2 separate regions of the Homo sapiens genome follow, and region 2 is linked to region 1. A link is a loop called in an ENCODE intact Hi-C map of the cell type or tissue named here. Cell type or tissue: endothelial cell of umbilical vein. All regions are shown on one strand. Each heading gives the region's core, and the rest is flanking DNA. Links, peaks and the distances in the headings are about the cores only.

Region 1 (16,166 bases), core at 4,972-12,971:
CCAGTCTTGTATCATGCAATGGGCACAGGGGAAAGTAGTCACCTAGAACGAAGGAGGGAATCTGGGGTCTGATTGCTTCTTAAACCAACTTCTGAAAATACTCCTTATTTTAGTCATCCACTTTAACCCTACTTCCAGAGGTATCCAATGCCACTAAATATTAAGTCTTTTGAGGTATAAATCATCTTTTTTTTTTTTTTTGAAATGGAGTCTCTCTCTGTCACCCAAGCTGGAGTGCAGTGGTGCAATCTTGGTTCACTGCAACATCTGCCTCCTGGGTTCAAGAAATTCTTGTGCCTCAGCCTCCTGAGTAACTAGGATTACAGGCAGGTGCCACAACTCCCAGCTAATTTTTGTATTTTTGGAAGAGACGGGTTTTGCCATGTTGGCCAGGCTGGTCTTGAACTCCCGGCCTCAAGTGATCCACCTACCTTGGCCTCCCAAAATACTGGGATTACAGGCATGAACCACCATGTCTGGCCAAATCATCTTAATTCTCAGTTTTTTCCATTGCCAGTTTAGGATTAAGTTTTCCAGGATCTGATAGGTAATTTACCCCTTTTCTATCTTTTTTGTTCCTTTCAAAATTTTATTGCTGTTGTTTCCTGCCTCATTCTCCTTATCCTTTAGGTTTATTCTTGTTTTAAACATCCTTTTATTATTATTTTAGTGGAGCTTCTGGAGGCTATAAACATAGATGTATATGTTCTATCTTCCACCTTTAGTGGAAAGTCAGCCAAGATTTCCCTTTAACAGTTGAAGTCATGAGAAATCATTTGTTTATATCTACCTCTAATATGTATTAATGTTTAAACTCATTTTCTCTTGTCCCATTTTCCATGATGATGAAAGACAGCTAATCAATGATTTCCTTATGCACATTTTCAAGTACTCCATTAAGGCACCATTAAACATAAATAGAAGTGACTCCTCTTTTTCATTAAGAATCATCTTAACTTTTAATTTGTGCTTAAGTGCAGTTTACAATCCATTGTGATTCCTTAGATATTTTTTAGTTCTACTTATTCCTAGTTAGTCACTTCTTAAAGCAAGGTTTAAGTAAGTAAATAATTTATTCGTTTAATCAGTAAGTATTTATTATTTTCCAGTCACTGTGTTAAGTACAGAAATAGCAACAGGGAATTAGACAAATATGTCTTGTGCACAGGGACCTTATTTCCTGTTCTAGTGGAGCTTAAATTCTAGTAGTCATTCTCTAAACTGATTATTAAAATTTGGCATAGCATATGTTTTTCTGACTGGCTATTTCTTTAGTGTTTGCTGTCACTTTGAACTCTTTTTTGAAGTTCTCTTATGCAGTGTAAGGATCCCATTAACATGTCAAAAAATTCTCACAGAGAAAAGTAATTGTTTTGGATGTCATTATTTGGGGGGAAGATTAGATTTTGGTTTCCATCAGTTTGGTATGAAAACTTCACTGGTCCTCTTGGCACATTAGTTATATTTACATTAATATGGAAATTCCACTTCACAAAGCTTATTTCCCAAGTTCTAATAGTTACATAATAGAAGAAGCATCTCCTTATATTATTTTATCATCTTTAATTACAGTTTTCAAAAAACATTTTATGTAATGTATTTATATTGGCTTGCCACTAAAAACTATGTTAAGACATTTATGTATTTATAGGAACCATGTTTGGGACATGGTTATTATAAGGACATATAATAAAAATTGAGAATACAGTGTATGAAAAAATCCATTGCAAGTGCTATATTTTGCATTTTGCTATATTTTTGCAGGCTAGAAAACTGGCATAAAACTTGCACCTAGCAAGAAATATGTGAACCATATTGAAATTTAGAAATAAATGTGTCCTTATGAGGTTTTGGTGGATATATTTAGCTGTAACATTGCCCCAGGATTTCCTAATCGCCCCATGGAAGTGACTACCCATGCCTAATGTGCCTAATGTTCTGCATGGCCTGGAATCCAGGTACAGCCATATTCCCTGAAGCAAGCAATGCTGGGTGCTGCCTCCTCTCCCTGAAAATATGCTTTTTTTAAGGAAAGATGGCCCACCCAGGGGTCATTGTGAAGGTGATACCCACCATCTCCTGTCACTCAGGCCACCTGTCCTATTCCAAAAAGCTAAGGGAAGGTGGTTAGACATCAAGAATGATCAATCCTGAAGACCCAGTCCAGTCCACATGACATTCTAGCAACAGGCAGACGTATTTATCTTTCCTACCGATTCTTCCTGGTGTTTAAATGTTTTATAGACTCTCTGGAAGACACAGAGAAAGCCTGTCTTTGAAGAGAAGTCCAGTGGACACTTCACCCTCAGTGGACTTCCATGGGATTGTCTTCCATGAATGGCTCCCTCCTGAGGCTGATCCTCCACATCATGGTTCTGTGGTTGTGATTCATAAATGAGATTCATATGTAATGAGACTTAGCATGCCATACACTGTGTTCACACAGAAGGGTCTTTCCTGGCCACAGTTGATTGAGCCAGGAGAGAGTGCCCGCCTGGAGCCTGGCCAGTCAGAATCCTTCCACCAGAGTTTCCCAAATACCAGGGACTCAGAGCACAGGTTTCCTTCTCAGGGAGTTTCCTTCTCCCTGAGCCGCTGAAGCTGTTAGATGAGCACAAGGTATCCCCAGGTCCAGCTACACGAAGGAAGCTGTTCTGTTGAGTGGGAGAAGAGAGAAGCCAACAGAGAGAGAATGGAGGAGAACTTTCCAGACAGAGTCTGGCTGAAGCTGGGCCTGAGATCAGTGGCTTCTGAGGCCCGACCACACTCCTTCCTCCATGTCTGAGAACATGCTCTGTGTTTCAGAAACTCCATTGAACTTGGCTCTCGCCACCTGCCATTGAAGGAGTCTTGACCGATAGCCCACCCCAGCCCAACACATGCTGTTTGGTCTTCCTTAGAACCAGATGTTGCTTATTTCCTGTGGTTCTTCCTCAAGCACATTGAGCCAAAAGCTTCTCAAAAACTGTTCTGTTTCCAGAGTTCACATCAAGTGATATTTCAAATTAGAATAAAGAAGGGGAGACAAAAGAAAAAGAGAGAGTCTACTGGGATCAAAGTTGCTTTGAAATACACAGGAAACATCTCTCTGAGCCAGCAACAATGAGAGTCCAACTGGCATGTGTGGTCAAGCCACCCTCGGAGGGGATGCTTCTCCCTCTGCTTGTAAGAGAGTCCCTTTTTGGAGCATGGAGCCAAATGAGGGTGAGTTGTCACATTTCTTTCTTTATTGGTTCACTTACTCAGCTCATGCACTATTTTAATATGCCTCCTACTCAGCGCCAACTGCTGACGGACAGGGATTCATCTTCTTCTTCTCCCCCATCTCCTCCTTCTTCTTTGAATACTGTGATATAGAGTAGAGGAGGCGCACAACAGATCCTTGTACATGAGTAGATCAACTGTCTTCCTTCATCAAGGAACTGGTTACCATGCAACAAGCCAAATGTATCTCTTGATGCTCCCTAATGAAAAACCTTTATGCCTATATCTGAGGAACAAGAATTATGATGTCTTGATGTTTCTCCTGCACCAAATCCCCAAACCTACCCCAAACCAGCTTGAGAGGGCTGTGGCTACAATTTCACAAAGGTTGGAATTATGGATTGTGTGCTCACAAAGAAGTGTTATGAGTGTCAACAAGACTTGGGGTTAATAATAGTGCAATATGCTTACTTTTTTAGTGTAAATATTTTCTGCAAACTTGAGCACCATTCTAAAATTAAACGTGGAAAAAGAAACGTGCACATAACTTAAGCAAAGAAAATTTAGCTGAAAGTAAACAGACATCCCACACAACCACTCTACTATAAGAATTCTAAAACCTTATGATTTTTAAAAATATGTAGTTTAAATCTTACAATTGCTTTCCTTCCTTCCAGCAACTGAATATCTTACTATAGATGAGAGGAGGAAAGTGGGAATGGAATAGATTTTTCTAATCTATTAAAAAAATTTTTAGCATACCTTGTTCCAACATCTGTCTCAGACCATTTCACCAAGTAGAAAGACTTTCTTTTCTCTCATTAAACCAAATTATATTTTGAAAATTTAAAAGCTTTTAACAGTGTTTTCTTCATGAAAATACACAGATGGAGGGGTCTCATAATGGCAAGTGATTTTCCAAGCCAGGGCTATTTAAAATATATAATCATCAAATAAAGTCATCAGATTTGCACCTGGGAGTAGCTGCTTCCAGTAAAATATGCTCCTTGACTGTCTGGGGTCCTAATGAAAAGTCCTGGATTTTCTCTTGGGCTATGCAGTATTAGAGCCTGGTGCAAAGCAGAATGAGAGAAAAATACAGAGGTGACTACAGTCAGCAAGTAAGGCCAATTTCCAATTTCCATCATTTAGGATTATAACTACAAAATGGTAAATATCCAAATGAGTCCCTAATTTGTTAGTGGAGTGTTTATAGAGCTACTGAGTCATTCAACTGGAATTACGTAAGACACCATTTGAGAATTATATTTCTTGTCATATTTTATGTTGACTCCTGTGTGTGATGTTGGGAGTGTGAAACACAGAGCACAAGCCAAGCATGGTGGCTCATGCCTGTAATCCTAGCACTTTGGGAGGCTGAAGTGGGCAGATCACTTGAGGCCAGGAGTTCAAGACCAGCCTGGCCAACATAGCAAAACCCTGTCCCCACTAAAAATACAAAAAAAAAAAATTAGTGGGGTGCGGTGGTGTACACCTGTAATCCCAGCTACTCGGGAGGCTGAGGCACGAGAATTGCTTGAGCCCAGGAGGTGGGGATTACAGTGAGCCGAGATTGCACCACTGCACTCCAACCCGGCCAACAGAGCAAGACCCTGTCTCAAGAAAAAGAAAAAGAAAGTAAGAAACACAAAGCATACCTCTATATCACAAGCAGACAGGCAAGGTCATGGCCATGGAGTCAAGACACTAAACTGTTGGATCTCAGGAAGGTCAATAACTAGAGTCCCCAAAAGAGAGACCTAACATGGTTTCCAGGACTGTGATGCTGCTGCTGCTGCTGCTACTGCTGATGGTGATTCAGGGGATGGGGGGAGTGCTATGCCAAGAATAATGCTAAAAGTAGCAATTTTTTCAGTACTTACTGAGTATCAGGCTCCGTACTGAGTACTGTATGTGTATTACCTCGTTTAATCTTTACAAAACCCTGTAAAACCGTTATTGTTATTCAGGACATTTTACAGAGTAAGGACATAATTCCTAGATAAGTAAGTAACTTGCCTAAGGCAACCAGCTAGTGAATGGTGAGCTGGGAGTACTCCTAGGTCTATAATGCCAGTGCCCATGACCCTGATGGGGATTGGATAGCAACCAATGCATTCCAGTCCCACCTGATTTTGCTCATTGATCTGAGGCCAGGAGCCCAGGGAGATCTGCCTACCCACCCTTGATTTGCAATGTGGCTGTGTCTGTTTCTTAAGTAAAGTGCAGTTGTACTTTAACTGGAATCTTGCAAATATCTGTTCTTCCGACCTGATACAATTTGCTGCTTCTGAAATGGTAAACTTAAGCAGAGCTTGGAAATAGGATAATGAGTTAAACCTTCCAAAAGTTATTATAAAAAAATTGAATGTAGCGTTTAAAATTAATTATTTTGAGGAGTTACTAGTGAAAGCATAATATCAATGGTAACACTGGTCCTTTGCAAAATTCTTTCATAATTTGGAACTTCTGGGATCGTGGACAAGACAGTTCATATTCTCAGTGGTAAGTTTATGCATGATCTTTTTGAAATATAACATATCATCTGTAAGTCAGAAAACAGAGAAGTTCTTATCCCGAGAACCTACAGAGCATGGATTAATAATTAAGAGTATGTCCCTGGTTTATTTCTATGGAGCTCAGTTTTATCAACTGTAAAAACTGAAATTACAGCATCTTCTTTCCCTACATCACAGAATTATAAGGATCAATTCAGATATCGATGTGAAAGCTTTTTGAGATATAAAAAGAAAAAAGCCTTATCCAAATGGAAGTGATTTTTTTCATGGTTATCACCACAAAATAAAACAAAAGAATTTTTAAAGCCTCATTCAACTCCTACTCCTGTCCTCTGGTATATCATCTTTTTTCGTGCTTATTGGCAGGATTTTATAACCAAAGATGCCACTGCCTTTATTCACCCTCCCTGCTCCCAATTTATGTGAGAGAGCTAGTCAGTACACATTTCGGATGGAGGGTAATTCAGAACCTTCTCATACCCACATGCCCCGGAAGCTAAGGAAAGGAAGTCTCCCACATAACAAGAGGGCAAATTTATACTAATTGTGCTTGTTGAAAGTTTTATGTAATACTTCCCGTAAAATAACACTCTAAGGCAGGTGCGTTGGGCAACTGAAATGCTGTGGCCAAATTATTAGAGAACATTAAAGTTGTTTAGTAGAAACCAAGACATTGGAGAAAGCACACTGACATCTGACTTCAATGGAAAGAAAGAACAATAAGGCTCCTGCTTAAGCATCCAAGCAGCCAAGGTGAACAGTGTACTGTAGAAGCATTCGTTAGCAAACTGCAGAAAACTCCACTCAAAGCTGTTTAAATAAGAAGAGAATTTATTGGATCACATCAAGTGAAGGGCTAGGGTGGATATGGCTTCCGGCATGATGGACTCCAGAGCCCCAGAATTTGTCTCCAGGGACTTGTGTCTCCCCGAATATCTGTATCCCGCAATACTATTGAAAGTTTTCCCTTGCTGTGGAAAAATGGCTACCAACAGCCCCAAGACCATGGAAGAAAGGAGTTTTCCTTCTAGGCGGATTCAGCAAAAGTCTGGGCTCCACGTGATCATCCCTGCACCCATCCCTGTAGAAGGGAGCTTAGTAGGCTGACCAGCTGCACCTTGGTCACATGGCCACCCCTGGAATTGAGGCCAAGCCCAGAGAAACCACAGGGCCAAGAGTACAGGAATGTGGGTCCTTGACGTGCAATCTTTTATTACCAGAAGGGGGAATGGATACTAGGTGGTGACAAACAGCTAGCATCTACTGTGCAAACCTGGAGAAAGCATAAGGACATCACGACCAGCTCACTTCATGACACCTCCTTCTTAACTTCCACAAATGAAGTCTAAATCCTGGACTTTGTGATTAAATATCAGGCCTGTTCCTGTCCTTAATGGAGAACCCATCTCATCAGCTGTGTCCCCACCCATATCCCCAGCATCGTCCAGTGTCTTCTCTTGAAAACCAGAGGAAACCTGCAATTAAAAGAATTTTTAAAACTTTTAAAAAATCCACAGAGATGCACCCTCTCCCTTTGGACAGTATTTTATATTATTAAAAGAGATGCTCCACTCACTATCCTGGCCTGAGGTGCTTGCCTTTGAATTTGTGTTCACTCAATATCTGCAGCAATGCAGAGGACACAGAGTGACTGCTTGGCCTACACTGGTGGTCAGAAGGGCTTGGTTCTTCCGGGAACCAAGAAAGAGTCCACACCAAAGCTTTGTTCCTCTCTTGAGTGCTGAGAAGCAAAATTCTAGCAGTTCTTTTCTGTGTCTGGTAATCAGCAATGCACTGCACCCTGCTACCCAATCGAGATGAATGCTGGGGACAGGGAGGAAAGTCGGGCATTTTTATCTGGTTTTTAAACCTTCCTTTTGGCAGATGAAGAGCTGAGATTGCAGCCCCATTGTTTCAATCCTGGACAACCAGCAGCCCATAGTGAAAGTACAGTTTGTGTCTCCAAAACGATACAATATGGGGTAGGGAGAAAATAGAGCCAAGAAACTCAAAGCTAGAGGAAAATTAATTTAAGCTCGGTGTTTCACAGATGAGGAAATTGAGCATAAATTGTGCAATGACTTGGGCAAAGTTCTGCAGCTAATCAGATGAATAAACAAGGCTAAAAGGTCTATTTGGGAAGGCATAATAAGCGCTTATACATAGAAAGCCCTCAATATGTGAAAACAGGATTTGGAGGCAAGTACAGCTGGGTTGAAGTCTCCTCTGTGTTTTAGCTGTGTGGCTTGGGCAATTTAATGGACTTCTCTATGCTTAAATGAGATAACACTACCTGTGTCATACTATTGTCGTAAGGATTCAGAATGCTTACCAAAATACTTGCCATTAGTAAGCACTCAAAAGTGCATGATTATTCTGGAATTTTACTTTTAGAAAGGAGGAAAAGAAGGAAAGAAGGGAGAAAGGAAGACACAAAGTGGTCACTTTAGAAAATCAAATAAATCAGAGAATTTCTTCACATACTTAGAAAGTAAAACGAACAAAAGATAAAAGCCTAAAGAAGATAATAGAATAAGATTAAAATAGACCTGGCAGGCCTAAGTAAAGATAACCAAGAGAAAAACAGCGCCTTTGCAGAAATCCCAAATGTTTTAGAAGCTGCAGTTACCAGAAGCGACACTGCAGAAACCAATTGAATAACATTCAGGACAAGACTGAAAAGTCACAGATAACATAGAGGCAGAAGACAAAGAAACAAAAAAATGACAGAGAAAATTACTGTTCGGGGGCCGGACATTTAAGCCTCCCAAACTGTCTGGGCTGCACACCTCTGGGCCCCCTGGGGAGACTCAGCAGGGAGGCTGCGCTGCCCCCTAGTGGAGACAGCCTGCATCAGGGGCTGCAGCCACACACACGGTACAACCAACACACACACCTGGCACCAGGTCAGGGCCTCAGGCATTTCTCCTAATACCACAAGCTTAGGTTTACATCTGCATCCAACCCCCTTCTCCTCCCATGACCTCCAGACTCACATGAAGAATCATGGCTGGGGCTAGGACTATGACTGTCCAGCAGCTGCCAGAGGGCCCAGGTAACACATCCCAGTATGAAGGAGTAGGTGGTGAACCCTGTGGCAAACTTGGATGGAAAGGAGCAAGCAGACAAATGTGACCAAAGACTTGGTGACAGATGATTTGTATCTCCACCCGCTGCCTGGTGAACTGTTCCAGGACACAGTGGTTCCTGAAGCCGCGGAACACCAGCTGTCTTCTATGGATGTGAGACCAGCTCAGGAATGCACCTTGCTTTTGCTTTGCCTCTTCCTTTGCTTCTCTCACTGCCGTTGTTCTTTCATCCTTGTTGTCCTGGGATTGGATTCCAAAGGGTCGCCATGAAGTTTTGCTCATATTCTGTTTTGGGGTTAATTCAGACTTAGATAATGATCAAAATGTGATGACAATGGAGATGATATTGGGTCCTATGAATTAGAGAATACAATAGAATGGAGAATGGGCCAATGGAACTAATAATAAAAATGCAAGAGAAAAGGACTTTCAAGAAATGTACCATGGCCTAGAATAGTATTAGGGAACAATAAATACTGGGATTAATCCTGGTAAGATTACTAAACTTCAAAACAACTAAAAGAAACATATAAATATTCAATAAGAAGAAACAGGTGGCTCATAAGCAAAAATAAAAAATAAAAGATTGGGTAGAATGTCTCCTCAACAACATAGGATTGCAGGATAAAACGGAGCAATAAAATGTCTATAATATTTTGACAGAAAAAAATGCAAGTCTGAAGATTGTATACTCAAGAAACTGTTATTTACATGAGAAGTCTGCAGAAGGACACTCAAAATATGCAAAAGGGATTAATATTTGAAATGCACTTGATATAATCTCACCCAATAAGTGATACTGTCCTGAAACAGAGATTTAAATAAAACCTTAAAACCTTTTATTATCTTGAAATAGGAACATATTTTATTTCCCATGACCCAATAGCCAGAAACTGTAAAGGAGAAAAAAGAAAGATATTTGCAAGGCAAACACAAACAATGCAAAATATAATTACAAATGTGACAAAAATGCTAATATCCAATTACATAAGGAAGTTTTAACATCAGTAAGAAAAGAAGCCCAACTGAAAAATGGACCAAATACATGAAAAAGCAATTTATAAAATAATTCCAAGTGTGCGTGTGTGTGTGTACAAATATTTGTTCTTACTCATAATGAAAAAGTACATATTCAAACAAGAATGTGATATTGCTTTTTACTTAACATATTGGCAAAATTGAAAAGGATAGACAATGTTCAGTGTTCCTATAGTGATATGACTGTTCTGGGGGGTAAGTTATAGTAAGTGTTGAGATTGTAAATGTGTATAATTGTTGACTGGCTTTCCCACTTCTAGCATTCTATCATTATAAAAGAAGAAGATAGATGTGTAGTAGTATACACTGTAGCAATCTTCCCATTAGCATAGTGCTGTGAATGATCTAAATGTCCATTAATAGATGATAGCTTAATTAAGTATGATATATCCATTCAACTGAATATCATACAGATGTTCAGCACAATGCGGTATTTCAGCATTCTTCGACCTGGAAAGATATCCATCAATATTTTGGATTTCAGAATGAGAATTTTATAATCACTTTTATTTATAAAAAAAAGTATGTGTGTGTGCACACACGCATAGTCCCACCCATATCACACAGGTATCTGAACGCATGAGGGTCGTTCTCTATGGGAAGAGAGATAAGGGTTACATTTTTACTTCTTTGTCCTTTCTTAGTGTAAATTTTCTAACTGTACAACTTTTAAATTTACAGTAAGAGTCATTAATACAACTGCCTTTATTTAAGAAAAAAACTACTTAATCTTTTTATGAAAAAAGATTGTGACTTTCACTGGGGAGTTCCTGTGACGTTGGTCTTGCTGTGTGCCACTTTTACCATATTAGTGTTCCAGAAATAAAGAGCACCCAAATTAGGACAAACAGAGGCTATATATTTAGAACTTCCGTGGCAAGGGTCGGGCATCATCACTTGCATTTGGCAGAGACCTGAAGGCACGCGAGGAGCTGGAAAGTTTCATAGTGAAAAAAGGAATGGCTTCCAGTGTGATATGCTGGCAGGGTGTTGGTGTGGGGAAACTGGAGGTGGAGTCATGTAAAGTAAGACGTCGTATGTGATTGGTTGGAGAACATATTTGGCTTTTTCTGCTGGTTCTGAGTTGGAAGTTGGGGGCGGTGGGTGGGAATTAGGAATGCTGGCAGTCATTGACCATGTCCTGGCTGTTCTGAGCCCATTACTGCAGCGATTGGCTTCCTGAACTGGCTGCTGCAGGCTTGCGGGTGTGCATCATTGTACATGGTCTGACCATTGCCCGTTTGTATATTCATCTCTCAATGCACTGCAATTAATTTACATTATTGGCCACATCATTTCTAAAAAATACAGAATTCTTCCCTTGGGACTCAGCCATACCAGCATCTATATTAGCTTAGCAATATACTCAGAATAATATCTAATCCATATTTCCATTATCAGCAAGTATTATCTGCCTCTATTCTTTACTGATTTAGTTTATAAATATGAGTTATATAGCCAACTTTCGATTCAGCATTAAACTGGAATGTTCATAACACCCCTGCTGTGGCTGGCTGCCATTTATGGAGCACTCACGTGGGATCAAGCACTGGGTTGAGTGCATAGCATGTACTATTTATCTTATCTCTCACTACAGTCCCACTGGGATGTCACTGAGTTCCATTTTACAGATGAGGAAACTGAGGCTTGGAGAGGTCCAGGAACATGGCCACAGTCATGGACCTTGTTAAGTGGAATGCCATTTTAGCTCGGCTATGTCTGACTGTAAAGCCGGAGCTTATAAATCCCAGGAAATGTGAGACCGCGTAAAATGATTTGACCACACATCCGACATCCGGCCTGGGTTACCAAATCCCAGAGAAGCCTGGGAGAGAATGCAATGCACCAGCTCTGAGCTGCAGACCTTTCTTCTTAAAGACTGTAAAGGAATCTTAACCCATAATTCTTTTATATACCTGGAGAGTTTCCATCATGGTTGCAGGAAGCAGGATTCTAGCTAGTGTCATCCTTTGGCAGTGACCGTAATTCACTTTGATAATTACTAACCTGCTTGCCCAAGGATGCACGGAGTCCCATCGTGGACAGGGGAACAAGAGTTACAAACCCCCCGCAGGCTGTCTTCTCCAGTAAAACTTTTAGTGCATTTACTGTTGTAGATGGCAAGACACCACAGATCCATTCTTTACAGAAGAGTTACCTTACCACGTTATATCAGTGTTTACCAAGTGCGTGGGCAGCTTCTTTATAATTTCATAATTTTCTATTTGAACTGGATCCAGTCATTTTCTAATTGCTCCTTTGTTCTTTCCCATGGGAATACATTTCACCATGTGAAATATATCTTGAAAATTTCTAAGACATCTTCGTTTCCCCTCACTGTGTCCTTTTTGCCATTTCTATTTACTTACTCTCCACCCTGTCTCTCCTGTAATCAAATGCAGCCAACTTTTCTTCACCAGCCTGTGCCATTCAAAAATGTTGGGACACTCAAGTAAGATAAAGGCTTCAGACACTGGGCTGGGGACATGTTCATATACTGGAGTCAGACTGCCTGGGTTCCCAACTTGGCTTTACTGCTCACAAGCTACATGACCCTGGGCAGAGAACTTAATCTCTTTGCACCTAATGGCTTATCTGTGAAATGGGGCTAACAAGAGTATCTACCTAACAGGTATTTTGTTGTATTTTTAGAGTTGTTATGGAAATTGAATGAAACCTTATGTAAACTCTTCAGCCAGTGACTGGCACATAGTAGGACTCCAATAACTCAATTATTTATATGTGTTTAGGCCCTAAAAGAATCTAAGTCTGAGCCTCAAGGTTGTTCCACAGCACGCAGAGACACAGACAAACCCTACGAAGGAGAAGCTTGCTTTCATGTGTGATATGGCTTGGCCGTGTCCCCACCCAAATCTCATCTTGAATTGTAGTTCCCATAATCCCCATGTGTTGTGGGAGGGACCTGGTGGAGATAATTGAATCATGGGGACAGTTTTTCCCATCCTGTTCTCACGATAGTGAGTTAGTTCTCACGAGATCTGACGGTTTCATAAGGGTCTTCCCCCTTCACTGTGCATTCATTCTCCTTCCTGCTGCCCTGTGAAGAAGGACATGTTTGCTTCCCCTTCTGCCATAATTGTAAGTTTCCTAAGGCCCCCCCAACTATGCTGAACTGTGAGTCAATTAACACTCTTACCTTTATGAATTACTCAAACTCTGGTATGTCTTTATTAGCAGTGTAATAACAGGCTAATATAATGCATATACTTGTGGTTTAACACTTCACAGGTTCTTTTTTGCAGACGTTACTCACATACTACTCAAATTTGGTATGGATCTCACTTCTTAGGGCTCTGTTCCAGCATGGGATGGTCCTCTCCCATAGCTGAGGTGGCCATTCATAATGTCAGTGCTGGACAGACTCCACAGTGCCCCCTCCATGGTCCCTATGTCCCTGCGTTCATTCTCTTGTATAAGCCCCTCCTCTTGAGTGTGGGCAGGACTAGTGACTTGATTTTAGCCATTAGAATACAGCAAAGGTGATGAGATGTCACATTCATGATGATGTTACCTAAGATTGCAGCATCCATTTTGCTAGAAGATTCTCCCCCATGGTGGTATTGATGAAGCTGGCAGCCACGGTGGGTACCTATGTGGCAAAGAACTGATGGCAGCCTCTAGGAACCAAGGTGACCTTCTGCCAACAGCCAGCAAAAAAACTGAGGTACTCAGGCTTTAAGCCACAGAGAAATGAGTGCTGCCAACGATCACATGAGTTTGGAAGCAAAATTTCCCCCCAACTGAGGCTTGAGATTATACTGTGAGTAGTTGGACATCACAGATCACAGGGCACCAGCTTTGAAGCCAGGCAGACCTGCCACTTACCAGATATGTGACCACAAGAAAATCACTGCATCTCTGTAAGCTTTGGTTTCCTTGTCTGCACACAGGACTAAGAACATCCTAGTGCCCCTCACATGGCTGTGGAGGGGCAAATGAGACACTATGTGGAAAGCACTTGGTAGAAACTTCAGAACTGTCAAGTAGAAGCTAGGTGAACATTGAAGAGCAGCCTGTTTGTACCCACATGTTGAGCCTCACTTATCTCCTTAGGTTAGATTCCTTGGCAAAGTTTCTCCATAGAGGGCATTAGCTGGATTTAAAACTTGATAGGCAGATGTCAGCCAGGTAGGTGCCAACCAGAGGCTCAGACACACTCTAAACAATGCACAGTGCAAGATGGAACTCACAGGCGCAAAGCCCAGTAGGTGGAACGATCCTGCAGGACTCGGTCTTGGTCTTTGCTATTCTGGAGAGAGATATTTATGCTGCATGGGCTGCATCTGTGGCTCCATCATGGTTTGCGCTCCAGGAGAGGCATCTTGCCTTTCATCTCCCTTTGTGTAAGGCAAGCATGAGAATGACCTTGCAAGCTGGGGACAAACACTGAGCTGGTGGAGTCAACTGCTCAGAAAAGCTGCACACTTGGCTTGGGGGAAGGTGACACTGGGGGAAGCTGACAGGGTGCACAGCCCACATGAAGAGGAGAAGCACAGGTGAGAGTCCATCCCAGACAGCCCCGAGAGAGCCATCACGGTCAACCAAAAGACCATCTTTACCCCATAAAGGAGAAGTCAAGACAAAATCTTCCACCAACAGAGAAGCCTGCCTATTTCCTCACCATGTGAGTGTGTCTGAATATTAACAACGAGGAGTTCAGGAGGGAAAGAGTGGAGAGGAGGCTCCTGGATGCTCACTGTTATTTTCAGATGGGACAAAAGGAGAAATGAGAATATTGAGTGTAGGAACAGGCCTTTAATATCAAATTGCCATATTCTCAGCCTTACTGCATGTGGGAGATGAAATCTAATTGTTTTCAGATTTTCCTTCCTTAAAATGTTGATCTTTTACTGCAAGTACTCAAAGATGAATGGGAATGAATGTTTGGGGTAGAAATTTTATAGTAGACCTCTTTGTTTTTTTTTAAGGATTTAGCATTAGAAATAAATAGCCAACAGAAAAAAATGAGAGGAGCACCCTAAAAAGTCAGGTACAAGAGTAGAGATCTTAAATATTTTATTTTTTTGCTTGAGCTTTAACCCACAGACTTTCCATCCATACTCATGTGTATTAGTCAGAGTTCTCTAGAGGAACAGAACTAATATATATATATATACATGAATTTATTAAGTATTAACTCACAGGATAACAAGGTCCCACAACAGGCTGTCTGCAAGCTAAGGAGCAAACAGAGCCAGTCCAAGTCCCAAAACTGAAAAGTCTGATGTTCAAGGGCAGGAAGCATCCAGCACAGGGGAAAGATGCAGGCTGGGAGGCCAGGCCAGTCTGTCCTTCACATTTTTCTCCCTGTTTTATATTCTAGTCGTGCTGGCATCTGACTAGATGGTGCCCACCCAGGTTAAGGGTGGGTCTGCCTTTCCCAGCCCACCGACTAAAATGTTAATCTCCTTTGGCAGCACCCTCACAGACACACCCAGGGTCAATACTTTGTATCCTTCAATCCAATCAAGTTGACACTCAGTATTAACCATCACAACATGCATCCCTCCAAAAAATAATGGGGGATATTTCTATGATAATCTCAGTAGATATTTGTGAGAACAAAACGTTCCTCATTCGCACATGAAAAATAATCCAGGGGCATGACATTCTAGCCTCAAAACCATTTTCAGACGATGGGCCAGGAATCTGCTCTACTGTCCCAAATCCCCTCAGCACCTTGGAGAGCAGCCGCGTTCCTGTCCCAGGGTCCTGATCCAATCCAGGGCTTCACATCGCCGCTTAATTACTTCTCAGGGCAGAATCGCAAAGCAGGCAAGCAAGGAGAGAATTCGTGTTGCTGGATGTCATTCACACCACGAATCACTCCTACTTTTATTAAAACCTGCTAGGTGTGTATTTTCGTTTTCACTCTTAGGAATTTATGAAAACCAAAAATACATTTGATATGTCATTTCTTTGCTTAAAAACCCTCCAGTGGTTTCCTCTTTCACTCAGAGGAAAAACAAAAGTCCTGCAAGGCCACACAGAAGCCCTCCTACCTGTAAGGTGCCATCTCTCTCCACCCTCACCCTGCTCACTCCAAGCCAGGAAACTGGGATTCTCGCAATTCTCAGCGATCCCTTACCTGAGCGCTGAATCAGAAATCGCATCCCCATCTCCACCTCACAATACTGCAGCTCCCCCTTCCTTGCTGTTTCTCCTTATCACCATCTGAAATACTATGTACACCCACACATATATATATACACACATATATAGGATTATATATTAAATATATATTCTTATTTTCTCTAACTCCATCATGCCATCCCACCCCAATAATTGGGCTCTA
Region 2 (16,166 bases), core at 5,097-13,096, 130 kb before region 1:
AGTGCGTGTTTGTAACCTTCTGTGAGAAGGCAGGGTAATCCTCAGACACTTGAGTGTCACAGACAAGGAAATGAGTAGAAAAGAATTCCTCTTGTTCTTTGGGGGAAGGATTCTTGATCTGGTTCTACTGCAGGCACAGCAGTGGTGTGGGTAGTGGACACGCTGCCTCCAGAAAGCCCCTGACAGACAGCACCTCCCGAGCACTCAGTAGCCCAGCTGAAGACTTTTGGGGAATCCTTACAGCATTTGTCCCTAATGGGGAGCCCCCTCGGCCGAGCTGGGCCAGCCACAGGTAACTTAATCATCAAGACACCTTAACTGCTGCTCCACAAGCCCTGCAAATGGAAAGCTCGAAGACAGACACAGGCAATTTGCTCACACAGAGAATCGCACTTTTCCAATGAACTGCCGTTCCACATGGCAGGACTTTTAAACAATCACTCATTTTGAACAAAATCAAATCTTACATCAAGTCAAAGCAAGATGAATACAAAAATTCTTTCAAAAAGTTACCTGGGGTCCAGAACCTGCCTTGAAGGAGTTGGGGTTTTACCTTCCAAGTACATTCCTTTAAGACCAGGGGTTATCAAATTACTAATTACAAAGGACATTTGAGCAGATTAGAGCTAACAACGCCAGCCACTTGGAACGATGGCTGTATTAGGTTCCTGTCATGTGCATGACTGTAATGTTGCCCATGGCTACAGCAGTCTGAACCTCTCAAAACCCTGTAGCTCCTGCAGGCTGGACCTCCAGCCTCTGAAATAAACATCAGTGATGCTTGAGTCAGTAACAGCGTTCTTCCCAAAAAAGAAGGTCAGGAGCTCAACCTTTGCTTAAGTAAGGTGGATGTACCCCGTTTTACTCTACAAAACTGCTGCTTTCTGGAAAAAGTCAATAGCCATATCATGTTTCCTGTATGGTAACTGATTAAATGCTGTCAAAAACCAGATGGATCCTTTTGGTTCTGATGTTACCTGAGGCGTCATTGAAAAACACATACATTGCCAGGTTTAGGGTAGCAGTGCAGAAGTGGGCAGGGCAGCGCACCTCTGGCTCAGGGCAGTGTCCTGAGACAGTTTCCTGTGGACACTGCCCTGAGCCTACAAGACTGGGTGGGGAAAGGGACTGATTCTCTGTCCTCCCTCGGCAATCTTATAGAAATGTGCCAAAACAAAGGGTTTTATTTTTATTTATTTAGTATTTTTTTTTTTTTTTTGAGATGGAGTCTCACTTTGTTGCCCAGGCTGGAGTGCAGTAGGGTGATCTCGGCTCACTGCAGCCTCCGCTTTCTTGGTTCAAGCGATTCTCCTACCTCAGCCACCCAAGTAGCTGGGATTTCAGGTGTGTGCCACCTTGCCTGGCTAATTTTTGTATTTTTAGTAGAGACAGGGTTTCACTATGTTGACCAGGCTTGTCTTGAACTCTTGACATCAAGTGATCCGCCCACCTTGGCCTCTCAAAGTGCTGGGATTACAGGCATAAGCCACCACACCTGGCCCAAACAAAGTGATTTTTGAAGAGCTTTTTATTTATTGAAGCAGTATTATTTCCACACACGGCATTTCAAAGAGGGAGCCATAAATATTGTATAATTCCTCTAAATACCAAATTACCTTTTTTCAAACAGGAAGAAAAAAGATTTAAAAAAGTGTATCTCATAGTAATTTTTCTGGTGGATAAATCTATATGAAATTGCTGTGAAGGATGAGGTAATCAGAAGGCATTTTATAGGTTTAAAGACACAGGTTAAAATATATTTTTTTATAGGTTAGTCATATTGAATAAAAGGATTTTTAAAAACCATCTATATCACTTCTTAGGCAAGAGATTGTTGATTTTTTCTTTTGGACTGAAGCCATTGGAGGGCAATTTAAATCAAGTTGGTAGAAATTTGCTTTTCTTTAAAATTGGGTTTTTAAAAATGTCCTATCCACTTTGCTAAAGTGGAGTGGCACTTTATTGCGGATTTATTTACATGTTGTTAATGTCTCCTTTTGAAATTTTTTTTAAGAAATAAAATGTCCCAATCTGTTGATGCATTTCAGTCTCCTTTCCCTGAAGGTTCAGAGAAAAATAGGAAGTAGACACATCTAATATTAATGTGTACATTCAAAACGAACAGTCAGCTCTAATTTTAGGCCTATCAACCTTGACAGCTCCTTTTTAATCACTTGGATTTGAACAGATATGCAAATACAGGAATAAGAAGTAAAGAACTCACAATTTAGAAGTCACATCAGTGCTAAAATTGCTTGAGAAGTGCATAGATTTGTAATTTGTTCATTACGCTCTGATTCCAGAAATCTATGGTTTTATTAAAAACGGAAAGCAGAAACCATCTAGAATGTGCCATTCCATATAAATGGTGTGCTTATTTGTAAATGCCCCATCTGAGAAGCCACAGATGTCTCCTACACAGAGATTTCTAAACCTGCCTGTGAATGGAGTGTTCACTCACACTCTGGCACTGAGACTGTGAAGGCTGGTAAGTAAATGAAGCCTTCTAGCATCTTTCTCCGTAATTCCTTGTTGGCCGAGATAGGCCTTTTGGAAGCTCCATAAAGAGTCTTTAATATGTGAACTTCACCGTTTCTTCACTCCCAGATCAAAGTTAGTCAAGTACTGTGTACTAGTTGAGTAATAATATAGTTTGACCTTGACACAAATGGAGGATGGGATGTAAGAGTCCAAAATGTATACCTCCTGGGAGTCAAATGAAACTCAGTATTCTACAGTCATGTGTGACGTTAACACAGAAATGACAGAACGTTTAGCCCGGTGAGCCCTATATCTTATTTTCTAGAGGAAGCAGGACAGTGGGTGGCTGGGCGCAGTCTCACGGCGCTTCATGAAACGCCTCTCCTTGAGCTCCTGATGCCAGATTGGGTGCCGCTGCGAGTCATCCATCTTCCAGGCTAGTAAACCCTGTATGATCAATTCCTCTGCAGAGCATGGTCATAAAATTTTTCAGCGGTAACTGCAGAATTCTCATGTCACGAAACATCAGGAACTCATGCATTATGATCAATGTTTAATCAAAGACAAGAATTAAAATATACAGCAAAGGCATGCCATGGAGGGAGAGACACTGCTGAAATGCCTGTGCCCACCAGACACAAAGCAGGTCCAGCTGGGTGGCTAATGGTCCTGGCCATGTTCTTTGTGCGGCTTCTATGCAATGACTTCAGGCTTCGCTGGACACATCCTCCGCCCCGCTCCCACCCCACTCCACCCAGCTGGCCCTCATCCTATGAAAACTCCACATTAGCACTAATTTCTCTCTGCTGGAATTCTCTGACAATCGTGCTTGAACACACCAGGCAGGGAGACCTAAGCCACCTACTCGAGAGCCAGTGCTAGGTGCTAGGTGTCTCAGATGCTAGGTGCTAGGTGTCTCAGATGCTAGGTGTCTCAGAGACAGTGGCCCATGGAGGGTGCTCTGCGTTGGCCCCGAATTCCGGGGCAGAGAAGTGGCAGTATTCTCTCTGCAACCTTTGAAGCTAGAAGTTTAGGATTGGGATGGCAGCCACCCACTCTGGAAGGAGTTCCAGGGCAGTTGACGCCTCATTAGTGCTCAGCTTAGTCATAGAAGAACCCTGAAGAGAACTGGAATGCATCATTATTTATATGGCCCATAGAAGGGAGACGCATGTCACTTGTTTGGTGCCAGTTCTTCTTCATATTTTATGAATAATGCTATAATAAGGGGAAAATTAAAACAATAGTGTGTCGCGAAGCACTCTGACTTAGGAGGGAATTCAGGAAGAAGGGAAGTCTTGCTTTAAAGGCCAAAACCTGAAAATATCCAGGGCACTGATGAATGCTGCCTATTTCAGAATTTCTCCCCATCTCCCCTGTGCTGTATTTTCTAAGCCCTGGATTCGGGCCCCTCCTGCACATTCCGCGCGGCTGTGATGGGTGTGCTCCTGTGATTTGAATTGGCTGTCTTCACTCCCATTTTCCAACATGAGCCAATAGTAGTTGTAAGTTCTTGATGGAGTTATTTTGGCAGTCGAGAGGCTGACAAGTCATTTTTTTCCACTGTCATCTAACACTTGCTTTCTCTTTTCTTTTTTTCTGCTTTCCCCTTCCCTAGGACTCCTGCACACACACAGGTGTACTCGTGACAGGGTCCTCTGGTGTGGCATGTTCTTTTTAGCACACAATTCGATGGCTTCATCTAATTCTTACTCAACAGGTAACTCCCTGCATCGTTGGCATTATATTTTATATGGGCGAAAGACTGCCATTGTTCCCTGATACCTCTCAGAGATGTTGTATCCTTTTTATAAAGAATGAAAACACTTTTACAGAGAATTGCCTGAATCAGTATTTTTGGAAGACTTGTGGGCTATCATTATAAAAAATGGTCAGACGTACTCTCTCTATATATTAGTATTTCAAAGTTAATGAGCCAATCATTTGAATTCCATTCTTGAGGTAAGTGTTTTTTTCTTTTTTTAAGAAAGAAATGTATATTTAAGCATTATCTACCACTACCAAATGTTCTCTGGGCCTTTAATTTGCATCTCAGGGGCACTGGCATGTTGACAAAATTATGGTAAACAGTATTTTTAAATGCCAGGTAATGTACTTTTGATATTAATGTTTACATTAATATCAAAATTGAAAAAATATATAAAGTACCATTTAAAAATGCCATATTTGGTAAAACTTAAATATATACATACACATCAGTTTATAAGAATATATGTATAAACACATACCTATATACAGGCATACATTTGCACATACACAAATATATACGTACGCATAGTTTTTTTTAAAAAAGTTATGTCTTTTGCTTGGCATTTCCATTTTTTTGTTTCACAAGATCTCAGTCATCTGTCACTTTGCCGGAGTGGATTGGTTTCTTAGTGGGCTCCTAGGGGGTTATTACATTTTATTTGCTGGTATTGAAACCCTGACTTATTATTTCTTGAGGATGGGTTTGAATGTAAATTAAAAATATTAAATAGCCATAGGAAAAATGACTCACATCCTCTGCAGATTTCAATATGTGCTTTTAGTTATTTTGTTTGATCTCTAATTCCTTTAACTTACATGTTTTAACTCATCCTACCAAGAATTAGATTTCGTCTAAAAATAAAATTTCTGTGAATGTTTATAGCTAATTGAGCTGTGCCTTTCCCTGCCTCCGAGTTATACTCTCCAGTGTGAATGTTTTTGCTTCTGAGTAAATGTCAGCAAACAAACATCTTGTGTTGAAATGAAATAAAGCCTCCTAAAAGCATACACTATTCAGTATTGTGTTTAAGTCTGTAATCTTTCTTAACGTTTTTTACTCTGTGCATCTAATTTCTAGCATATTTTAGTTTGATTTAGGGGTTTGTGGAATCTTTGTGATATTTATTTACTTAGCAAATAAACTTATTATTATAAACTAAATTAATATTGTATTGATTACAATCTTTTAAAATTAATATTGTTAAATTATTTTCAATTGAACTTTGATCATGATCACTTACTATGATAATCAAAATATAGCCCATAGGTCTTTTTATTTTATAATATTAGAGCTATTTTTGCTTAAAATATGGACTGGGAAAATGTCATTGAGCTTATGTATGGGGGAGGGCCATTGCCTGGATACTCCACAACAAGGTTCTTCTATCCAAAAATGGCATCACCTCTTACTGGGTAGGTAGCTCTGAGGAATATCTTTAGCTTGTGAGGTGAGAAGCATGGGGACAGCTGGGGCTGACAGATGCACATCGTCAGCACCAAGCTGCACATGCTGCAGCCCAGCCACTTTCATGTCTATGATTAAAATTTACGAAATGGAGAAAAATACTCACGGAAGTGAACTGTTCAAGTACAATGCATTTAAAGCAATTACTCCTTGAGACTAGTGCGAATAGATATTAATGTGTAGATGAAGCCCCAATAATGAAAATAGGCCAGGTGCAGTGGCTCACACCTGTAATCCCAGCACTTTGGGAGGCCAAGGTGGGTGGATTGCCTGAGTTCAGGAGTTCGAGACCAGACTGACCAAAATGGTGAAATCCTGTCTCTACTAAAAATACAAAAAGTAGCTGGGTGTGGTGACACATGCCTATAATCCCAGCTACTCGGGAGGCTGAGGCAGGAGAATCACTTGAACCAAGGAGGCGGAGGTTGCAGTCAGCTGAGATCGCACCACTGTACTCCAGCCGGGGCAACAGAGTGAGACTCTGTCTCAGAAAATAATAATAATAATCAAAATAATTTAGTTCTGAAAAAGCAATGAACAGCCGGTGGAACAGAACAGCAAGTTACTAAAAGAATCAACTAAAAAGGTAATTTACAATATAATACAGATAAGCTCTTCCAATAAACAGGGGAAAGAAGGATAATTTATGAAAATGCACAACAAAATTATAGACTGGCCTTTCTTTCTTTCTAAAGGCCAGTCTAAGTAAGGGAGCATGAGTGGGGGTGGGAAGAGAGATCTGTTTACTTCTTACATCATAAGCAATTCCAGGCCAGTTGAGGAGTAAAGCAAAATAAAATGAAATCAAGCCCTAAGAAACCAAAAAGAAAAAATATTACACACGAATTTATTTAAAATCTGGCAGTATGGAAAGGCTTTTAAGCAAAACACTAAATGCAAAAGCCATAAAAGAAAATTGAAACATTTTATTACTTATAAAATTAACATTTTCACATGGAAAAGAAAAATCTTAACTAAAGTCAAACGACAAGTGACAAACTGAGAAGCAGTATTTGTGACCTATATGGCAAATAAAGAGCTAATTTTCTTAATCTACAAAAAGCTTATAAAATAAAGACAGACAAACAGCCCACTAGGAAATCAAGCAAAGTAATTAAACATGAGTTTCATGGCAAAAAAAGTCTACTGACTAATTAACCTAAGAAAATCTTATGCATAGTTAAAGAAATGCAAATAAATATAATGATATACCATTTTTTTTTTCATCTAACTGGCTGAGAATTTGACAGCATCCACTGCTAGCCTAAATGTGAAATTTAAAACCGCAGCTACTGTTGGTCAGAATATAACTTAGGACAACAATTTTTATAGGGCTATATTCTAATATTTTAAAATAAAAAAATTATAAACCAAGAGATCTGCTTTCAGCAATGAGAAAGTCCCTTGTTTCAGACTTAAGAGCTACAGTTAGATATAGTCACATAACAGCTACAAGCATAGCAGTTACAGTATACATACATAACTGTTACAAAACATTTCTTAAACAACTATTTGAATACACTAGAAAGTGACCAAAAGAAGGCAGAAAGTGGAAAGGGTTGATCTTTGAAATAAAGGAAATACATTGGGTGAGATTTGCCTTTATACAGCCTTTTCCTTGAAGTTTTGTGCTGTGGGGTAGCTGGCGATGAAGCAGGAATCCACAGACTTAATTGGTGTGAGTATTCAAATGATAGAATTCAGGCTTGCCCCTGCGGCTGGAATGTAAGGGTGGGAGGGAAGAGGATATCCTGAAAAAGAGGGAGCTGCAGAGGGAGGAAACCCAAAATCTGAATATGAACCCCACTCAAATTCTTGGCGAACATCTGAAATACCCATGCATAAGAAGGAGACCTGAGAGAAAGCAACAGATGGGAGATGGAAAAAAGACGAGTGGAGATTTTAGCTTCAGCTCACCCCAGGGAAGTCTACAGTTTAATTCAGCCAAGTTTATTGCATGCTAGGAAAAATATCAAAAATCTTCAAAGCAACAAAACAGAATCCAGAGTCTCTGCTATTATCATCCACTTATTTGTTCAGCATATAATGAAAAGTTGCTAGACATGGGAAGAAACAGGCAAACATGACCCATAGTGAAGAGGAAGGAAAGACAATAGAAACTGATTCTCTCAAGTGACCCAGATGTTGGGTAACTCCAACATAATAATCATAATAAACCAGAGTCCCAAACAATCATTTAATCATTTAGAAAAATGTAACCACCAACTTCAAAATTTTAAAAATTTTCTATTCTTTTGTAAAGATGTATATGTGTACAATGCTACATATATTTTCAGATAGATGGAAAATATAAAGTATTACTTTTCCTTATTACCTAGTTGAGATGTCTTTCTCTAGGAGGACATTAAGTATGTAAAAATATATAAAGAACTCTGACAACTCAATATGTAGGCAAATAACCCAGTTTAAAACTTAAGCTCTTGTCTTCCAGCCATACCCACTCTGCTTTCTCTGCTTCGTGATGCTGGGGCTGGGACCCAACAAACCCCATGTTTGTTTCGCCAGCTGCTCCCTGTGGGGAACTGCCAATAGAGGGCGCTAGCGGGAGGCTGCAAGGCTGAGAGATGGAGGCGGGACTCTGCTTTCTGTTCCTATCAGCATCAGTTTGTTCCAGGAGAAGCAGTTGATTCGTTTTCAGTTCTTCCACCAACGTCCCCAGAATCAGCCCCACCGTGTCACCTCTAGGTTTACCTGCCCTACCAGCCAAGCAGCCCCTCCTGCTTAAAAATCTGGGTCCCAGTCTCACAGAGACCTTCCTCCAAGCTTCTAAGCTTTGATAATTCCGCTTCTTTCTGTTCTCCACACTCTATACCTTCATGTTTACTTTTCGTCTTTTCAGTTCTATAATACCTGGTTAATAATTCTTTATGTTAAATTCACTTGTTAAAATAACTGCAGTGCCGTCTGCAGGTCCAGCTCCTGACTGGACCCTGACTGCCAGGCCATCTGGATCACAGGTCAAATTCTTCCATTTTCATTTCCGCCCTCAGTCTACTTGCCATTTTAATAAGCACCAAGGAGCAAGGTGTCTTTTGACTTCTCTTGGTTTAGTCTCCAGTTGGCAAAGGAGTAAAACAACGTGGTTTCGGGGGTGAGGAATTGAACGCTCATCCCCGAGGGGAGCGATTCTGTGGCTGTCTCTGCCTTCACCAGGGTTTCAAATATGAGAATTCTCTCAATCCAGAGGGCAGTTTTAAGGGGCTATTCTGAACCTGGTTAGAATTAAATCTCAGACTCACCAGGGCATTATCATGCTACCTCTTCAATAGTTCCAGTAGTCTGGACTGAGGTTGGACTAAATAACAAAAATGATAACTAATTATTTCCGATTCTGCCTGGCCTCCTCGGTTACTCCCTCACCCCATCCCACCATGTGCTGTCCTGCCTCTTTGAATTAGCTTTCATAAAGCACTGGGGATTTTTTTTTTTTTTTTGAGACAAGTTCTTACTCCCATGCCCAGGCTGGAGTGCAGTGTTGCCAACATGGCTCACTGTAACCTTGACTTCCCAGGTTCAGGTGAACCTCCCACCTCAGCCTCCCAAGGAGCTTGGGCTACAGGTGTGCACCACCATGCCTGGCTAATTTTTTTTTTTTTTGAAAGATGGGGTTTCACCACATTGCACAGGATGGTCTCAAACTCCTGGGCTCAAGCGACTCAGCCTGACTCGGCCTCCCAAAGTGCTGGGATTACAAGCACAAGCCACCGTGCCTGGCCCACTGGGTATCTTTTCAAACTGCAATTCTGATCACTTTGTTCTCCTCCTTCAGACTTTAGGTTGTTTCTATTTACACTTAAGACAAAACTACAGATCTATGCCATATACAAAAGGCCCTGCCTGGTTGGCTCCTGGCCCTGCTACTGCCATGTCACCTGCCAGCCACTATTGCTCCCTTCCCCAGCCCCAGACATGCTGCTGACCTTCCAGCTCCTTAAACTACACCAGGTCCTCCACTCATGAAACCCATCAGCCTTGAATGTTCTGCTCCCAGGATTTACCCGCCCACTCCTACTCATTCTTCAGGTCTCAACTTAAAAGTCACTCCTCAGAGCAGCATTCACGACCCCCACCTTCTGGAAACAGTCCCTCTGTGACCCCCATAGCAACTTGTCTTTCCCTTTGATAACCTGTATTGCAATTTGCAATGATTTATTTATTTGTGTGGTTATTATTTGTGGAAGATATCTGTCTTCTTCAGGTGACTGTAAGCACCCCACCAGGACAGGGACCAGGTAAGTTCTGTTCTTCACTATATTCCCAATACTCAGTGTGGGCCCTGGTGTGTGTTCAGAGGCCTGGTAAGTATTGAGTGAATGAATGAATGAATGAAGGCATGCATGAGGCAGATGTAGACCCCCTAGAATAATCTACAAATGGCCCCTCTGCCCAGGACTTCCAGGTTTTAAGAACTGACCAAGATTCAATGTCACAACAGGGTATTCTGAGTGGAGACAGAAGTGGGCGTCAGGGCCTCGCTCTCCCCATGGACTCTACTCAGCCCCGTCCTCGAGGCTCTCGTCAGTTCAGTTGTTTCTGGTGTCGATTTCCCTGAGCAAGACGACGTCATGGTTCATGCCATGGCCTTGATGTGTCCTTCCCGATGTCGCTAGCAATCAGTTTGTTTCCTGATTACCTTTATCCACCATGAATAATTATTAATGTTATTATTAGACCTAAAATGTGACGAATAAACAGTCCTCTTAAAAGGCCTCTTACGTGGTGTATAAAGATCCTCAAGGTGCTGTTGACATTAGGTTGACAAGGCTTGGAGCTTTCCATGGACTGACTTTCAGGATTGGAGAGGGAGGAGGCTCTTTAAATGTATTTTCTAAGACCTTGTCTCTACAAGGTGAATAGTGATAAGTTCTGTCATCTAATTTTATATCAGTGCTCATCATGTGCTGATCAAGGGGTCAAGCAGTTTCCACATTAATACCTCATTTAATCTTTGTTATAACCCAGCTGCATGTACGTGATGATGTTCTTGGCATTTCATAGGTGAGGAAGCGAGCTGAATACAGCGAGATGACTTGCTCCAGGACTCTCAGAAAATAAGTGGCAGAGCCAGCCAGGGAAAGCATAGTCCAGAACCCCCCTCCCCAAAACAATTTTATGTGTTGAAGTTAAGAAAGAATTTTCTATTCCCTGAAACTATGGAAACCCATTACAACAAGATCCAGGCATGATTAGGAAGCCTCAGCAAGGTGCTGGCTATGGCTCTGTTAAGCACGTTTCGGAATGGGGGCTGTTGGAAGCATCAAGACCACACCTGCATCTCCAGTAGCAAAGACCTCCCCACTTTCCCACAGCGGGGAATTCCGCAGACAGGACCCTTACTTGGCCCAGTAGGCAAAGCAATCATTTTCATCTATTTTACTCCTCAGAAGTGGTTAAATTACATAACATTAAAAATGCAATTCTTCATTTAGAGCTCAGATTTTATGATCTATCCCTATAGGAGACCAGAAAACCTCAATTAAAAATAGGTCATTGCCTAGAAGGGGGGAAATGTGCAAAGCAAGTAATTATAAATTTATCCTAAAAGGTAAAATTTATTTATTTAAAAGAGCATGAATATCGATGATGGTACAATTAGTGAAATGCTCCAGGAGCTAATTTTAATATCAGGGAAGGTAGATTAGTTATTTTCAAATTGTGAGGATATTAGGGAAAAAGCGAGAGTAAGGAATCACAGGGCTCAACATGACGTTAAAGAAACCCCAGCCCAATGCACTTGTGTCCATTGGGCACACACCTATGCACTTTTTACCTATGCACTCCTTACCACAGAGCTCTGCTGCCACGAGATGATTCTAATGTTTATCAAGTAACAATGGGTTAAAAATGGCAGAACTGGGGGACTGTCTGGGATTCAATTTCACTTAGCTCATGGCCTGTGTTCAATTCCACTTTCCCTTAAAGGGGAAGGATCCTGGAATCGTTGTTCTTTTACGATGTGATGAAAGTGTCAAGCTAGGTTTTTGTACTGTTTTGTGAAGCATTTTTCTAGAAGCAACCATGTACTCCTCATCCTGAAAAATCCAGCAATTTGTTGAAGGCAGATATAAAACAGAGAAGTTGAAGCCAGAAGATCCAAAGAGGCCAAAGAAAAATAAATCATTTTTAGCCCAAATGTTACTGACAGCCTTAGTAGATAAAATGTATTCTATGAGCATTTTTATTTGCAAGAAAGCCACAAAGTATTTTATATATTTTAGTTAAAAAAGAAAGGTTGATCTAATATATTACATAAATAAAAGCCAATATTTTTAAACTTTCTACTTTCTGTACTTAAAAACAGTGGTCTCACCTACCATTATTCAGAGTGATTCTTGGGTACGGATAAACAAATTAAGTGGGTTTTGTTTATTTGTTTGCTTTTAGTGTATATTACAATGATCAGTAGTCTGAGTCCAAAACCAAATACATAAAAACTCCAAACTAGATATCCACTCTTCTCATTAGATTTTTTAGTGTGGAAAATAAATATGTTCTCATTTGAATCACATTTCATGTGATGCATTTTTTCCCTTCATTTTCAATTCTTTGTCAAAACTATGTATTACAGAGTCATTTAAAACAGACTTGAGCTGGGCAATGACCAAATAAATTCATTTTGAAGAGAGAAGATGTATTCTGCTGTGCATTTTGGAATTATACCTTTTAGTCATATTTTCCCTACATGCTGCATAACTAGTAACAAGCCACAAGATGGATTGTACTCTTGGGCATTTTTGAAGGGAAAAAAGTCAAGGACATTATTTGCTAGAAAAATGTATTTACATGAGGCAGAATCTATTTGTGTTGTTCCATGGAAACTTCTTTCTCACTAGAGTCTCTCCCCCAAAATCACTTTGCAGGAGCTGTGCCTTCCACCTTCTTCCCACCTTCCCCCATGCCTGGAATGAGCCACGGGGCCATGGTGGTGCTTAATAGCTCTCAGTGGCAACTCCATTAGTAAAGGACTGAAACACTGGATACAGGACCTCACACAAGAGGGTTTTCCGGTTCCATCTCTCCTGGATTAAGCTGCCTCAGACCTGAGTGCAGCAAGTGAATTCCAAGAGAGAGAAGGAAGCTTAATTTTCAGGCCCACTGAATCTCTGGCCTCTTTATAAGACCCACCAGCCCTCAGTAGAGCTTTCTGACAGGTTAGGAGAATTTTTTTGCACATATGGTGGCCTCCTGTCTAGTGGATCATGATAAGGTTTTGAGGGGGATTCTGGTCGTCTACACGGGCAGTGTTCTGTCACTGACAACTCGGGCTAGCTTTCAAGTAATTAAGATTTCAACAAATGCCAAACATAGGAAAAAGGGGAAAAATTCCAATTTTCAGGTATATGAATTTTAACAGGGTTGGTGTACAGGAACAAGGGGAGCAGTGAGGTGGATTAACCCCTAGAAGGTTGAAACTAGAAGGGCTTCAGAGAGTATCTACAGCTTCTGCCCCATTTTATGGGCAAGGAAATCCAGTTGCTGTGGGGAAGTAACTGGATGGTTATGTATCATACCTTAGCGTGTTGTTCTTTTGGACTGTATACCAGTCTTATTCAACACTGAATATAAAGGCTTGAACCTCCTACAAGTTATAGAGACTAGATGCGGCAAGGGGATCTGGAGGCATCGCAACAGCGATTGCAAGCTTAACTGCCGAACAAAATCTGGTGTATTAAGGAGTAAATTGAGCCAGGCATAAGGTGACTCTTCATCTCAATATTGGGGAGACAATAGGGAGTGGTGAGGATTTGGTAAGCTGGAGCGCTCATGTCCTATCCAAAGGGGACAGCTGCCACCCAGCGCCAGCCATCATTACTCTATAGGAGGGCAGGCCCAGGGTGGCAGTTCTTCCTGCTTTTCAAAAGAAGCCAGAAGGCATATATTTGTGTGAAATTATAGTTGACTCTTTTTTATATATATACCGAGTCTCACTACATCGCCCAGGCTGGAGTACAGTGGTGCAATCATGGCTCACTGCAACCTCCGCCTCCCAGCTCAAGCAATTCTCCTGCCTCAGCCTCCCAAGTAGCTACCACATCTGGCTAATTTTTGTATTTTTAGTAGAGATGGGGTTGCGTCATGTTGGCCAGGCTGGTCTCAAACTCCTGACCTCAAGAGATCCGCCTGCCTTGGCCTCCCAAAGTGTTGGGATTACAGGCGTGAGCCACTGCGCCCAGCCTATAATTGACTCTTAAAGAGCGTGAGTCCACTCATACTTGGATTTCCTTCTGCCGCTGCCACCCCTGAGACAGCGAGACCAACCCCTCCTCTTCCTCCTCTTCTTCAGCATATGCAACTTGAAGACCACAAGGATGAAGAGTTTTATGATGATCCACTTCCACTGAATGAATAGTAGATATATTTTCTCTTCCTTATGATTTTCTGAACATTTCTTTTCTCTAGCTTACTTTATTGTAAGAATACAGTATATAATACATATAATAACAAAATATGTGTTAACTGACTATGTTATTGATAAGGCTTCCAGTCAATAGTAAGCTATTAGTAGTTAAGCTTTTGGGGAGTCAAAAGTAATATGCAAAGTTTTGACTGCGTGAGTAGGGGTAGGATGCAGTGTCCCTAATCCCTCTGTTGTTCAAGGATCAATTGTGTTTTGAATTTAAAATGTGGTCCCTATCGTGAGGGTCAAACAAAACACCTCTGCAGGCTAAGTTAGCTTGTGAACTATAGTTGGAGACTTCTGGTTTAGAGAATGAACTGGACTTGCATTCCAGAAACCCTGTCTCCTCCAGGCCTGCCAGGCTGTGGACTGACCAACTCTTCAAGCACAGAGATCTTCATCTTAGCCCGCTGGCTACCATGAGTCGCATCTTGAGAGAGGAGTCATAGCCTCTTGACACTGAGAAGAAGCTTGCTCTGCTGTTCTTTCTTTAAGCCAAGGCTGTCCAAGCTATGCCACAGGCTCTAAGAAAGCCTCCCTATCATCTTGGCATGGCTTAGCCCAGAGAGGTTTCCATCCATTTGTGCTGTTGGACAGGGCAGAATTAGAGCCCCAGTCCTGGACACAGAGCAGGGGTGCAAGAGGAGCTATTGCTGGGTGACTACATGTTTTATGTGTCCCTGGTATCCTTATACTTTTGGATAAAAATGTTTGCATATTATGCTAAGAAAAAATGTAGAATGCTGCCCTGCTTCCAGGGAAAGAAGGAACATTTTAGTCCTTTTTTTAATGACTCTCAAATAATGAAATGCCATAGGGTTTCTTAAATTATAAAATATGTTTACACGTTGCACAGATTTACAATTATTTTTCTACCCTCCAGATAAAAACAAACAAAACGATAAATACTAAAATAGTCACATCCAGTTGTTATCAATGCATGAAACTCAACTTTTTACATTTTTGACTCTTCCCTTGTTTTCTTCTTTTCCCTGCGTGTTTTTTTCCCTCTTCAGCTACTTCATATTCTAGCAATTCCACCTTGAGAACTTGAACTGGTGCTCAATGGACCTTGCAATGGGACGTTTTCCTTATCCCTAACCCAAGAGCCTTCTTTAATGGGTTAAGCCTTTGTTTACTTTTTCAAAGAGACTGAAAATATGTTGAGAGCCCTGGGCTTTAATTCCACAGGTGCCGTCATCCACCACGTGTGAGACTAGGAGATTCCCTACCCTTTCTGGGATCCATTTTCTCTGTGTAAAATGGATCGGTAGAAATATGCTGCAGTGCAAGCTAATATGAAAATGTAGGCGGGGAGTACAACTGTGCAGGCAAAGAATTTGCTGCTGCAGCCTCAGTGGGAATAGTGTCTGGAGCATGTATTTGCTGATTATATGAATAAATTGGAAAAACAGTTCAATAGGTGCATATTGAACAGATCGTCTGGAAGCACATTTATATAGGAAAGGTAGAATATTACATTTAGGATTTTATCACCATAACTTTTAAACTAAATTACAGCCTAGTTCCTCTGGTTTATTCTCCAGGCCATTTTATCCTCTTCATGACTTTCTTATGGAGCCTGCTACAAATTATCTATATTTTCCCAATTTTTTTTCTAAAACAATTTTACTTCATCTTCAACTGAAACTTCAAATAGACAAGAATTGCACTTACATCCTACAATTTACAAGCAATTATTTTTTGTCTCAGTTACAAATATTTATTCATGTATAAAATGACTTATGTAATCATGATAAGTATTTTGTGTTTTTACCTATGAAGTCAATGTTTAGCAACAAAATGCCTTTTAAGCTTTCTTTTCTCTTTCAGAAATTTTAATGTCAGCAGAGTATCTCTCGCAGGTTATCTCTTTAGGGTTAATACACCATATCCAAAACAGTCTCCTGTTAGTGGATATTTAGATGTTTCTCATATTTTAACCCCTTGGACCTGACTATAAATGCCAAGAGGGCAAAATAATCTTACTTACCATGTGTAACTGTTAAGTTTCAATGCGAACCAAAAGCA

Evidence for each region. Peaks named below come from ENCODE experiments on the same cell type or tissue, not always from the same donor. Only the 100,000 strongest peaks of a DNase experiment are listed, where the experiment ranks them.
Region 2: a loop joins it to region 1, with 8 times the contacts of the local background. A loop is called at or near these places in 2 of 110 quality-filtered maps.

What each region holds. Positions count from the first base shown.
Region 1 is chr10:127,556,520-127,572,685 of GRCh38, reverse strand. No RefSeq gene overlaps it. Among named protein-coding and RNA genes, the nearest start is that of NPS, 15 kb to the right of the region's middle. In endothelial cell of umbilical vein, for the core only: a CTCF peak has its summit at 8,565 (motif pointing left); no DNase peak of the experiment used is centred there.
Region 2 is chr10:127,686,890-127,703,055 of GRCh38, reverse strand. No RefSeq gene overlaps it. Among named protein-coding and RNA genes, the nearest start is that of FOXI2, 42 kb to the left of the region's middle. In endothelial cell of umbilical vein, for the core only: a CTCF peak has its summit at 8,271 (motif pointing right); no DNase peak of the experiment used is centred there.